2 separate regions of the Homo sapiens genome follow, and region 1 is linked to region 2. A link is a contact called in ENCODE Hi-C or POLR2A ChIA-PET data. All regions are on one chromosome and are shown on one strand. Each heading gives the region's core, a stretch centred on a gene start or an enhancer-like site at or near the end of the contact. The rest is flanking DNA. Distances are from core to core; before and after follow the strand shown.

Region 1 (6,273 bases), core at 1,333-3,832, 40 kb before region 2:
GCTCATGTGTGTTACCTTCCTGTCTTCCCTTCTTTGTTCTTATTTCTAGGGATTAGTTGACTGCAAACATTAATGGGTTAAATATAAAAATGACTGCAAACATTAATGGGTTAAATATAAAAAATCTTTTCTATCCTGAAGGTCTTTGAAAAAATGATTTTATTACTTACTGGAAAAGAAAAATAAAACAAAGCTTGCTTCACCCAGAATTTATTTTTTCTTCTAGTTAAAATGAGCAACTTCTTTAACCAGAACTGACCTTGAAGACAAATGGCTAAAATAAAACATTTGCTGAATTCACTGGGCGCATCTTACAAGTAATTTTTGGATTCTGCATTGACTACCTACAAGTGCCTTCTGGGTGCAAGTCCACAGGCAAGATTTGTTCTGCAAATCTTCCATGACCAAGGTCACCTCTTTGGATTGGCAGACCCAGGGAGTCCATATTGGGAAGATAAATTCACACTTCACCCCTTGTTGAGATCTCCAGCCTTGCTCCTCTGATAACCAGGTCTCTCTTCTGTCCTATTATAATTTATGACCTTTGAAAAGTTACTTATATCTGGGGCTATTCAAACTCCCAGCTATCTATGACCATATGCATAAATGGTTCTAGATTTAAAAAAAAAAAGAAGCTATTCAGAGATATTGGGATACCCTATAACCAATATAAATGGGTAATTCAGCAGAACCAGATGCTGGGGTTGAGAAATAGATGTGGACAATTGGGGCAGGGCCTAAGAAAGATCGGAGGCAAAGACAGTGACTAGATGGGGAGCTCTGATAAGGTAATGCCCAGGCCTGTGCTTGGAATTCTGCCACAGTGGGGACATTAGTGGGGGTCTGTAGTCATTGCAGGGTGAGAGGAGGATAGAAAGAAAAGATTGTGTGAAGGTCAGTGGAAGGTCCCCCATTTCATTGCTAAGAGAACTATGTATGCACGTTTTCCTGTGTTTAGTCTCACACATAATTGTACCTTTAAGAACTGATCACACACTGCATTTCCCTGGCAGTTTTTGGCATCTCAGATGAGGAAGAGTGATGGGCGACAGGTGATGGTGACAACTATTAATAAGATCTGAAAGTAAACAGTCTCATGAAAGGTGGCCAGGAGAGGGCAGTCACCTTTTATCAGGAGCACAGACTGAATTTGCAAAGGGTACTTAAGCTACAAGACTATAAAGCATGATGCAGGCTTAACCAAAATGCAGTGTCTTGAGCATAGTAGACTCTTAGTGTATGTTTGCTAAATATACCTTAGCTGCTGCTGTTCCCCAGAGCTCATCAGAGTTCCATAGAAACCTGGTCCCTTCCAGAAAACCAAAGAATGACTAAAGAAAAGTGATTGCAAATCCAGAAAGCAGCTTTGCCTTACTGGTTGGTAACAGCAGGATTTTCTTTTCCTTGTAGTTTATTTTGGCTTAGGCTAGTGTCTCTTTCATGAAGACAGCTACTATTTACAATTGTTGTTAACATGTTTTTCCTTTTTCATCTCCCAATATACTCTCTTCCTGTCGTTAAACACAGTCAATTTACCAATGGAATCTGCTTTATAAGCTCCTGCATTTTCTTTTTCCACAGATGGGATTAATGCCATTATGTTCTATGTCATCCACATAGTCTTGGCTTCTAGGCACCAAGGTGTTGTTCTAGAGGAAAGAAGAGTAATGGTCGACACAGGCAGGCTGAGGGCTAACCTAATGATTTCATGCATTTAGTGGTAATTCTTAATTAAGATCCCAATTTTATTCTGTTGGATTTAGTCTATAACCCGCTGAAAATCATTCTTGAATTAACACTGGGTGGATATAAAAGCAGAAAGCCAAGGACTTTGCACTGTTCTCAGCTGTAGCTGTTTATTTAGCTGGAGAAAATTTAGTGGGTGGTCCAACCTTCATAACCAGGAAGAATAAAATAGAGGTGTAAAGGCCTTGGTGGAAGGAGGGCAGTAGCAACCTTTCCATTTCTTCAGTTTTATCGCAGCCTATGAAATTAGTTCCTTAGGTATGTTGATCTTGTAGGAGCTAGTATTTTAACATTTGCTCCATCAAGTTGTTTGGTTTAAATCTAAGAATAAGCCCACTGAAAACTATTCCTAATTTGTGAAACGAATAACAATAATAGATGTTAATAGAAACAAAGACTTCATTTGGTTAGTTTTTAGAGGGGGCACAGAGAATGTAGTAACATAATAAGTTAGATTTTTGTTGTTTTCTTTTTCTTAGTTCTTTGTAGTCTTTATAATCTCTAATTGGCATTTGCTCCTGACTTTTCTCAGTGTACTTCCACATGGAAGAGACAAAAGTCTCAAAGCTGGTGTAGAAAAACCCTTAATAAATTGCCCATTAATTAGCCACCTTGATTTCCACCTTTAAAGCAGTTAATTGAAGTAAGAATTTGTTAGATTTTTCTCAAGCATAGCAGAAATTAAGATTAATTTCTTAGGTGTCATTGCTACTTGCCTACTTAAACCACCAGTTCATCTTTATCATAAATACTTAAGCCAAAAGTCACATTAGAGGCAATATGGCACAGTGATTGTGGACCCCGGAGTCAGGTGAGCTGGTTGAAATCCTGGCTTGGCTACTTCCCAGCTATGTGATCCTGGGCTTCAGGGTTCCCTTTTGCAACATGACATGATTGCTGAGCTGCTTCTTAGGGTTGTGTGTGGCTCCGGTAAGATAATACAGGAAAAGAGCTGAAAGCAGTATCTGACCCTGGAGAGAAAGTAGGGAAGAGACAATAGAGGAAAGAGGACAAGGAAGTGGGAGATGAAGAGAAAGTTCAAGAAGGAAAGTGGAAGAATCTCAAATAGAAAGTTAATTTTCAGTTTTTCCTGAGAAGAGATATATAGACATCTTCATGTGGCTTTGGAGAGCCTTGGAGCCCATCAGCAAGACGGTTGGAAATTATACTGAAACAGAAGTGTAGACCTATGTGACTTATGTCCTGGCCAGTTGCCTCATGTCCTCTGTGGTCAGGTTGATCTCTACTGGCACTGTCAAAAGATTTTTTATGGACAGCTGGTTGGGGTAAACTTTGAAACCTGATTGTTTGCACTTGAGTGCCAGAGTGTGTAATTATTTACCGGTGTTCACTAAGGATGTCAGTGTAGATTTTTAGGGGGAGAAAAAACTTAAATTTAAAATTTGGAGGCATCTTTTTCAGTCTGCCTGCCCTGGTGTTTGTTATAACACTTAGTTTGGCATGTAACAGCTGAAGCTACTGGTTAAATCATTAAGCATTTATTATTTTAAAACTCCTCTTCTCAAAGCAAAAAATAACTATCATGTTGAAGTTCTTTCCTCTAAGAATGACATTTACTGTGAGTTTTATACCAATGGACTAATTGGAGGGTTGAGAAAATAAATTTTGGAAAGACAACAATAACTTCAGAATTTTCCTTGGATGGAGGTTTCCTTTTTAAAACCTGAACTGAGCTTTATCAAAACAGTAACTGAACTTTGAAACGAAACAAGAGTGCTGAATTGAAAGCTCCAGGAAGGCAGGGATGTGTCTGTGTTGTTTATGACTATAACCTCTGGGCCTAAATCAGTACCTATCCCATGGTAGGCACTCGGTAAATACTGAAGGAATGAGTACAGTATGAAAATTAGCATGGCTGATCCTTGGAAAAAATATAAGTCAAAAGGGAATAGCATGCATGTGTAACTAAAACATCAGTCCACATGCTTGAAATGTCATCACTTTTTTATGGTCAGGACCTGTTTTTTTCTGCTCCAATTAAAGAAGAAAATTGTAATGTGAAAGAAGCAAGAAGTGAAGTATTTGGTATTCATGTGTTTTGACATCTGCAGTAAGTTTAAAATAAATTTCTAAATCTTATTGTATTGAAATTGTATGAGTTTCTTAAGTGGTATTATTCATTCAGACTTAAAGTGAAGTTAGGTTGCTGTCACTCATAGTGGACTTTTTTTTTTTTGGCATTATTAAAACAACATGTCTTCTGGGTGTTGTCTTGTATTACAAAAGCTTGCGTGTTTTCTCTTGATGCTGTGCCCTGTCTGTTGCCATTGAGGGGTCTAAGGACCAAATGAGGTCTTGTTTCCTTCCTGATATTCTTTTGACCAGTTTAGAATATGCCAGGTCCATTCACACAACTAAGCGGCTCAGTTCTCTCAGTTCCCTGGTCTTCTCATATTAGATTGTTATCTATGAGCTTGAAGTTTAGACATGAAAAAGAATGGTTGTAATCCTCTTCCTTCTCTCACCCTCTTCCCTTTTTTTCTTAAGTTAGCCTTTTGAATTCATGATTCTAATAATTAATATATATTATTATATAATATAGTATATATTCATAATAATGATTAATGATAGTATTAATAATTCTGTGTGTGTGTGGGCAGCTACTCATACAGAGGAAAACAGATTGATTAGTGGAAATTACATTAATTTCATAACTTCTTATTAAAAGAGTTTGTGTGTGTGTTGTTGGTTGTTTGTTCCCTTTGCAACTCAACATGGTCTTCTTGAGGTGTAGGGAAAACATATGCTTAGGAAACAGAGCCTTCTTTTCTCCTTTTGGTATGGAAGACATATGCAAAAAGAATGAAGGAACTAATTGTCTCTAGCCAGGGCTCTGCAAAAATAGTACTGGTAGAGAAAAAGCTCTAAAAGAAGTAAAAGTTTATAGTGCTTTCTCCTGGCAGAGTTAACCTCATCTTCATCAGCTTTTCCCCTGCCTCAGAGAGGCAGTTTTGGAATGACCAAAGCAGAGTGCCCAACCTCTCTGTTCAGAGTTAGCGAGCATTTGGATCACTCTCTCTCTCTGCCTCAGTATGAGTGGAATATTGCATGACCATTTCTGATTTCTGCCATGAGCGCACTCGGCCTAGATGAATAAATCCTCCTTGAAGAAGGCGGGGCATTTTGGCATTCACAAGAAACCATGTTGATATCTGATCCTCCCACTGGAGAAATGTGGCAAAGTGAGAAAGACTCACTCTTTGGGACTCCAAAAATGTAAACACAAGTAAGCATGCAAGCTGAAGAAGTCACTTGAAATAGAAAAAAAAAGTGTTAAACTCTCTGTTAGTCATGTGACTTTTTCTTGGTATTCGAGAGCCAGGAGGCTCTTGTGGTCTAATCTGGAAAGAGTCGCTAATCGCTGTGTCACCTTGGCAAATTGGTTGATCTCCCTGTGCTGGAGTGTTTAGTCCAGCTGCTGGATGGGATGAAAGCAAGACCTCACTGAAACCAGATGCTGTCTCTCTGAAAAGATTTCAGCAATAAATAATATCGTATATACTTTGTTCCTGGCAGCAAATACTGAACTGCTATAACCCTCTGTTTTCACTTGCTTCTAAATTTCTGGAAATATCTCCTTTGGGCTTGAATTTTTCCATGCTTGTCTTCAGCCCAAAACTTTTTGGAAAGTTTGACCAAAATTTCACTTAGCTGTTTTTCCTGAATTATGGGAGAATAAGGGCAATGCATTGTTTTTCAGCTCATAAATTCTCATTTTTCCCATTATTCCTCAGAAAAATAGCTGCTACATTTAAAGTGTTTAGAACTAGTAAAAGAATCTTGGTATGGTAAAGAATACTGGCAGAAGACAAATTTAAGTCTCTCAGTATTTCCTTCTAACTTTAAACATGACTGCACACAATCAGGGCACACATAAAAAGCTCTGATGTAGTTTTATAGATGGCCAAAGAGAAGATTCTGCAAATTCTCTCAGTAACTCATCCCAAGTTACCAAGAGGCAACTTTAGCTACCATCAGTTGTTACCTTTCTCAACCACTTGCTCTGTCTGTGGATCTGATTTCTAAAAAAATGTCATGGTTATATGTTGGCATTGACCCCTTATCTACATTTTAAATAAAGTTGACCATTTCTTTTAGGTAGCCTTCATGTGTGATGACCTCAGTCATATCTGCTGACCTACTAGACTCAAAATTCCTTTACAGCAGGGCCTAGGTCTGTCTACCTCACCATTGACACTGTAGTGCTCAGCAGGGTATGACACATGTAGTAAAAACTGATTGTTGAATGAATTAAATGACCATAAGTACAGTTGTTTTTGCTGCAATTTGTTCATTGATTTGTCCACTAAGACATGCATGCATGTATTCAGTGAGTATCACTGAGTCTCTACTTTATGCCAGGTATTGGTATGAATGTTGTGAATATTTCTTTGCTTTGATGGATAACACAGAAGTTTTGCTGATACACAACAAAATAATTATATTATTTGAGTACAATTACTATGCCTATAGTTGGAATATTAGTCCAATATAGCTAAAGGCAAT
Region 2 (5,583 bases), core at 816-3,315:
AAGCACATTAATTGATTGGTTGAATGGGGAGATTGAGATATTTCTTTTCTCTTCTTCTGCTCAGGTGGGGGCAACTTTTGGGGGCAGATGAGTTCTGTTGCCACAAAAGTTATATAGCACATTTGGTTTGCACTGAATCAGCGATTCTCAATCCTGGCCATGCTTTAGAATTATACAAGAAAAATCTTCAAGTATCAATACTCAGTCCCTATCCTACTGATCCAATTCATCTATGATAAAGCCAGAGCATTGATTTTTAAGTTCTGCAAGTGATTCTAATATACAGCCAAGGCTAAGAACTACTGATATGTTCCAAACACTCTATTTTGGAGATAAAGAAGTTGAGGCTGAGGATGAGAACTTAGTCACATAAAGTTCCATAACTAGTAACAGACAGAAGTTCTGTCCTACAAAAAAAAAAAAATTTGATGCTTTAATTGTATGTAGAGTTCAGTGCTCAGTAATTATGTACAAAGTGAGTGTTGAGACGATCTGGAACACCCTACTTCTTGCTTTAGTAGGAAGACTATTTCTTTCTACTACTTTAAAAAATTATCAGATCTTGCAAAATAACTGTATGAAGGTCTCTTCTCAGCAGCTTTGGCCTGCCTTGTGAGTAATAATAAACACAGATCTATTCTACACTAACTAGGGAGCTGGCCGCTTGGACTTCTACTACCTCTCTGTGTTCCAGAGCTTCATGGTACAATGCAGTAGCCACTAGCCACATGTAGCTATTAAACACTTGAAATGGAACTAGTTTCAACTGAGATGTATGTGAGTGTAAAAGGCATACTAGAATCAAAGATCCAGTATGAGAAAAAAGGTGCAAAATATCTCATTAATACTTACATTGATTACATGATGAAATAATATTTGAATATATTGAGTTAAATAAGATACATTATTAAAATTAATATATCAATTTTTAACTTTTTTAATGCAGTTGCTAGAGAATTTACAACTATGTATGTGGTTGGCATTTGTGGCTCACATTATATTTCTGTTAGCACTTTTCTAGGGAGTATTTTCTATTAAAGCTATTAACAATGAATGGTCCAAGTCCAAGCTATTACACCTCCTTTGATCCTGAAGAGTGAAGGGGTACACTGTAAACTTCCTGGAGATGAGACATGATATTGATCTGCCCTGTGTTTGCCATCTATCTGGCAGCCAGTCAGTCTGGCCAAATAGACTTCTATTTTTACATAGAAGCTTAAAGGAGGCAGGATAATGCCCCATGTCATGGAGAGAGCACACTGCATAGCTCTTGAGTAATGTACCCAAAAGTAGACCAGGTGCTATTGGAGGTTCTAAGGCATAGCGATAAATATTACATCCCTTGAGCAATGTAATACAGCCCTTGAAGAAACTGCCATGTCAGCACTTATGAATTATCACTGTCTTTGACAGGCCCTATGCACTGAAAATATTATGGTGTCTACCTCTCTTTATAATTCACATCCAAATATTACTCTGTCTTTTTCTTGCTCCCTGTAGTTTGTTCTGATTCACTGCTACCCTGATTGTGTGTTTAGTTTGCCTAGTTCACAATTGAAGAAGCATGGGAAAGTAAAGGCAGGCCTTGGAAAGATCAAGCACAGTTCGAAACCCTACCCAGAATTATTCTGTCTGTGTGAGCTTGGGAGATTTACTTAACCTCTCTGAGCTCCTCTAAACTTCCATTTTCTCATTTGTGAAATGAGCCTTTCTCTTGCAAGGTCTGTCTGAGGGTTGAATGAAATAAGAAGGTACCTGGCACACTTATTTTTTGGGTAGATGTTGTAGTGAACATCTACTCTGTGGCAAGCCTATGGCTAATTGTTAGGATGTAATCGTGAGTGAGACACAGCTACTGCTTCCAGCTAAGAGAAGAGAAAGACAAGGAGCCTGGTAACGTCGGGACATGAATAGCCGTCAATGAAAGGCAGCTATTATTACACTGCACAGTGCAGGATTTGGCTTATAACAAAATTTTAGAAGGGTGTTCAGGTGAGGGAATTGAGACCCATAGTGATTAAATGACTACCTGAGTCACCAGCTCGGACAATGCTGGGCTGATGTCAGGTTACGGGATTGCTGACTCCTCCTCTAGTAATGCCTTTCCTGGGAGATCACATTGCCTCACTCTTGGTTTCCCAACTTGTTTACCTTCAAAGAATAACTTTACCATGTTGGACTCGATAAAAGGAAAGAGGGGTTTCCTCCAATTTTTGCTCCATTTGTTATTAGGGCATGCTAGTAACTAACTGTCTTTGAAAACCTACGCTTCTGTTAACTCCAAAGAAGGCAGGAATACATGCACTTCTTTAAGATATAAAAAGTATTTAGTATACTATAAATTATTATAGTAATCATTGTTAGATTATATCTCACCAAGATAATGAATGTTTTTGTTTGAAGACTTCACTGTATGAGAAATTGTCTCCTATACCTTATTTATCTCCTTTTAGATTAGGTAAAACAAAATTTTCAAATTTGAGTCTGAAGAAAATTCCAACATCTTTAAATTTGTTTAAGGAACATTTTCCATGATCTATATGATCTATCATAGTAATTTAAAAAATCAGATTTTAGAATGAGCCACGTGTAGAAAGAGAAAAAAAGTAGAAAGTCAATAAGAGGTTTCATTTTTCAAATTTTGTTTTGGAAAAAACTACTTGGTAGGGACAATGGTGTAAAGTAAGATATAAGAAGGAATATACTGTTCAAATAAGCGGCCATGCAATTGATTTTCTCTTTCATGTAACAATCACATCTGCATTGTGAATCCGTTAGTGCACCAAGTGAATCAAGCTTAGTGAGTTGACAAACATCCACAGGGATAGTTGCGGGGAGGCATTATAAAGTGCAATGTGGTCCTAGTGAAACAGAATGCTTCGTTCTTTGAGAAAGTTCCACTCTGAATAGAATAACGGTGCATACCAATATCGGAGTATGGCCAAGCATTTGGCTACTGACATGCCCCTTCTTCTTTCACTCCTCCATAAAGGAAGAGACAGAGACTCAGGTTCTTGTAACTCAGTTGCCTTTTTTGAGTTCTCCCAAGAAAAGTTCTAACTTCAAGCCAAGCGTCTTGTCACTGGGATTTCTGTATCTAATTTTTAGTTCTAGAAATCCATGATTTCACAAAACAAATTATCCAAACCTAACGACAACCACATAGAACTTTCTTAAAGTAGACGAGGGAGGAATTAGCCCCTAAAGTATTTCCTGCACAATTGGAACTCACTATAGAAGATGTACAATTGCCTGTACACCCAAGCACAAATAGGCTGTATTATTGCCTTATCCTAGGAGATATACACTTTACATTATGATGGTCCTTCCCTTTCCTGGACCTTCATATGATGTAAGTGCTTGATTTAGGAATAGGGTCTTACATATTGTGGCTGGCGAAGAGCACATTTGCTGATTGCTCTACCACATGCCTAGATGTCCTCTTCATGATATATAAATGAGGGTCCCTACTCTCAATATACCCCATAGGAACATAATAAAACATAAATAGTCTATTTGTTACTACTACCAAGAAGACTTCAGTAAGTGTAATAACTAACCCTTTTGGATACATGCAGAGGGAATGCCAAATGCTTTAAATAAATTATCTCATCTAATCCTGATTTTTTTATTAAAAAGGGAAAATCTTATCATATGAATATTAGAGATGAGTAAACTGAGGTTTGGTAGAGCTGGGATTTGAACCTAGCCCTCTGTGACTCCAAAGCACATTCACTTAACCCCAAGCCCACCCTCTCTGTAAATGAAGATTAATGATAGCATCTGTGGTAGAAGCTAATGTCTCCTGACCTGGGAAAATATCTTTCAATGATTATTAACTAAATGTGATCAGCTGCCAGTGGATCAGATGTCATCAAATAAAATCGAGTGTCCAGGGTTTACTCAACAGTACTGTCTCTTACATTTTTTATCAATGTTAGTAGATTGCTTAATCTTTGTACCTGTTACCTCACATGAAGCCTAGATAGCATCAGTCCCTTCCCCAGCCAGTTTGTGCTGGGTTCAGCTTCTGGCTTGTGAATCCAGTCAGTGAATTAATGTTGGTAGCTTAAAAACAGCCCTGAGAGAGGTATTTACATCACAGAAATTGGCAAATGATACAAATCATGACCCTTTTTTTAAATTCCAGGGAGACAGGTGTTAAACATTTACCAGTACACCACTGTCTATGATTCAAATCGGGACATAATAATTGTATTTCTGAAGGTAAACAAATGCACACTGAGTACCCTTGGAAAAAAGCAACCTTCCACAGATACAATCACACCTAAGTCACCTAAGTCTTTAGTGAATTTTTTGTCCCCATCATTCTGCATTTGGGAGGACCTTTTACAACATAACCATAATGATTTTATATGTCATTTGAAATTTTAAAAAATTACTTTATTTGTTCATTTTTGTTATGAAAGCAAATATGCCCATAGTAAGCATTTAATGTTTTTGAATGTAAGTGCAGACATATAAACCATAAAATGTATATACGAATGCTACCAGTAGAAATAAAATGCAAGCCACATATGTAATTTAAAATTTTCAACTATAGTCATGCACCACGTAATGACTTTTCAATGATGGACTGGTCCCATAAAATTATAAAATCATGTTTTTATGACATCTTTTCTATGTTTAGATATGTCTAGATACATAAATACTTAATATTGTGGTAAAATTGCTTATACTATTCAATAGAGCAGTAACCTGCTGCACAGGTCTGTAGCCCAGAGCAATAGGCTATCCCATATAGCCTAGGTGTGTAGTAGGCTATACCATCTAGGTTTGTGTAAATACACTCTGTGGTGTTCACAGAACCATGGAATTGCCTAATGATGCATTTTTCAGAATGTATTCCTGTCATTAAGTGATGCATGACTGTAATCACATTTAAAAAATAAGAAATATTTGTTTTAATAATGGATTTTATTTAATTCAGCAGTTAAAAATATGATTTCAACTTGTAGTCAACGTGAACATTATCAAGATATTTTGCATCTTTTCTTCTTGTACTAAGCTTTCAATTCTGTGTATATTTTATACTTATAGCACATATGAATTTAGATGCTAAATTTTAATCATAAATACTTGATCTGCATTTACATTTCATAAAATGTAAAGCTTAAAAAGTGGGTTCATATATCCAATCTGTTATAGACTTACATATTTAATTAAATTAAATTTAAATTGTCATTGAATTCCTCAATTGCATTAGCCACATTTTAAGTGCTCAATAGCCACATGTGACTTATTGTAACATAATTGGTCATTGCAGGTACATACCATATATCCTTATTTTATAAAATTGGAAACCTAGGCTGGATGTGGTGGCTTATGGCTATAATCCCAGCACTTTGGGAGGCCGAGACGGAAGGATCAGGTGAGGCCAGGAATTAGAGACCAGCCTGGGCAACACACCAAGACCTTGTGTATAAAATAAACAAATAAATAAAAATAGCTAGGTGTGTTGGCACATGCCTATGGTACAAGCTATTTGGGAGGCTGACGAAGGAGGATCCCTTGAGCCAAAGAGTTGGAGACTGCAGTGAGCTATGATTATGCCACTGCACT

Evidence for each region. Hi-C counts contacts between places; a loop is a spot of excess contacts on that map. ChIA-PET counts read pairs that join two places held with the same protein, here RNA polymerase II (POLR2A). Pooled maps may share reads with other maps.
Region 1: a map of right lobe of liver shows a loop between it and region 2 (8-fold over the local background). The contact joins two enhancer-like sites. A Hi-C loop is called at or near these places in 5 of 168 maps with a recorded cell type or tissue (ascending aorta, gastrocnemius medialis, ovary and 2 more) and 3 of 50 pooled maps. POLR2A ChIA-PET finds 5 or more read pairs at or near these places in 1 of 52 experiments (activated CD4-positive, alpha-beta T cell).

What each region holds. Positions count from the first base shown.
Region 1 is chr5:42,513,854-42,520,126 of GRCh38, forward strand. The region is part of intron 1 of GHR (growth hormone receptor); the gene reads left to right. Among named protein-coding and RNA genes, the nearest start is that of GHR, 94 kb to the left of the region's middle. Within about 2 kb of position 2,583, at least 3 of the 41 ENCODE cell types and tissues checked have a DNase peak (open chromatin) inside an H3K27ac peak, as active enhancers do; they include gastrocnemius medialis and right lobe of liver, where a contact is called at or near this core.
Region 2 is chr5:42,553,931-42,559,513 of GRCh38, forward strand. All of the region lies in intron 1 of GHR (growth hormone receptor), which reads left to right. Among named protein-coding and RNA genes, the nearest start is that of GHR, 130 kb to the left of the region's middle. Within about 2 kb of position 2,066, at least 2 of the 41 ENCODE cell types and tissues checked have a DNase peak (open chromatin) inside an H3K27ac peak, as active enhancers do; they include gastrocnemius medialis and right lobe of liver, where a contact is called at or near this core.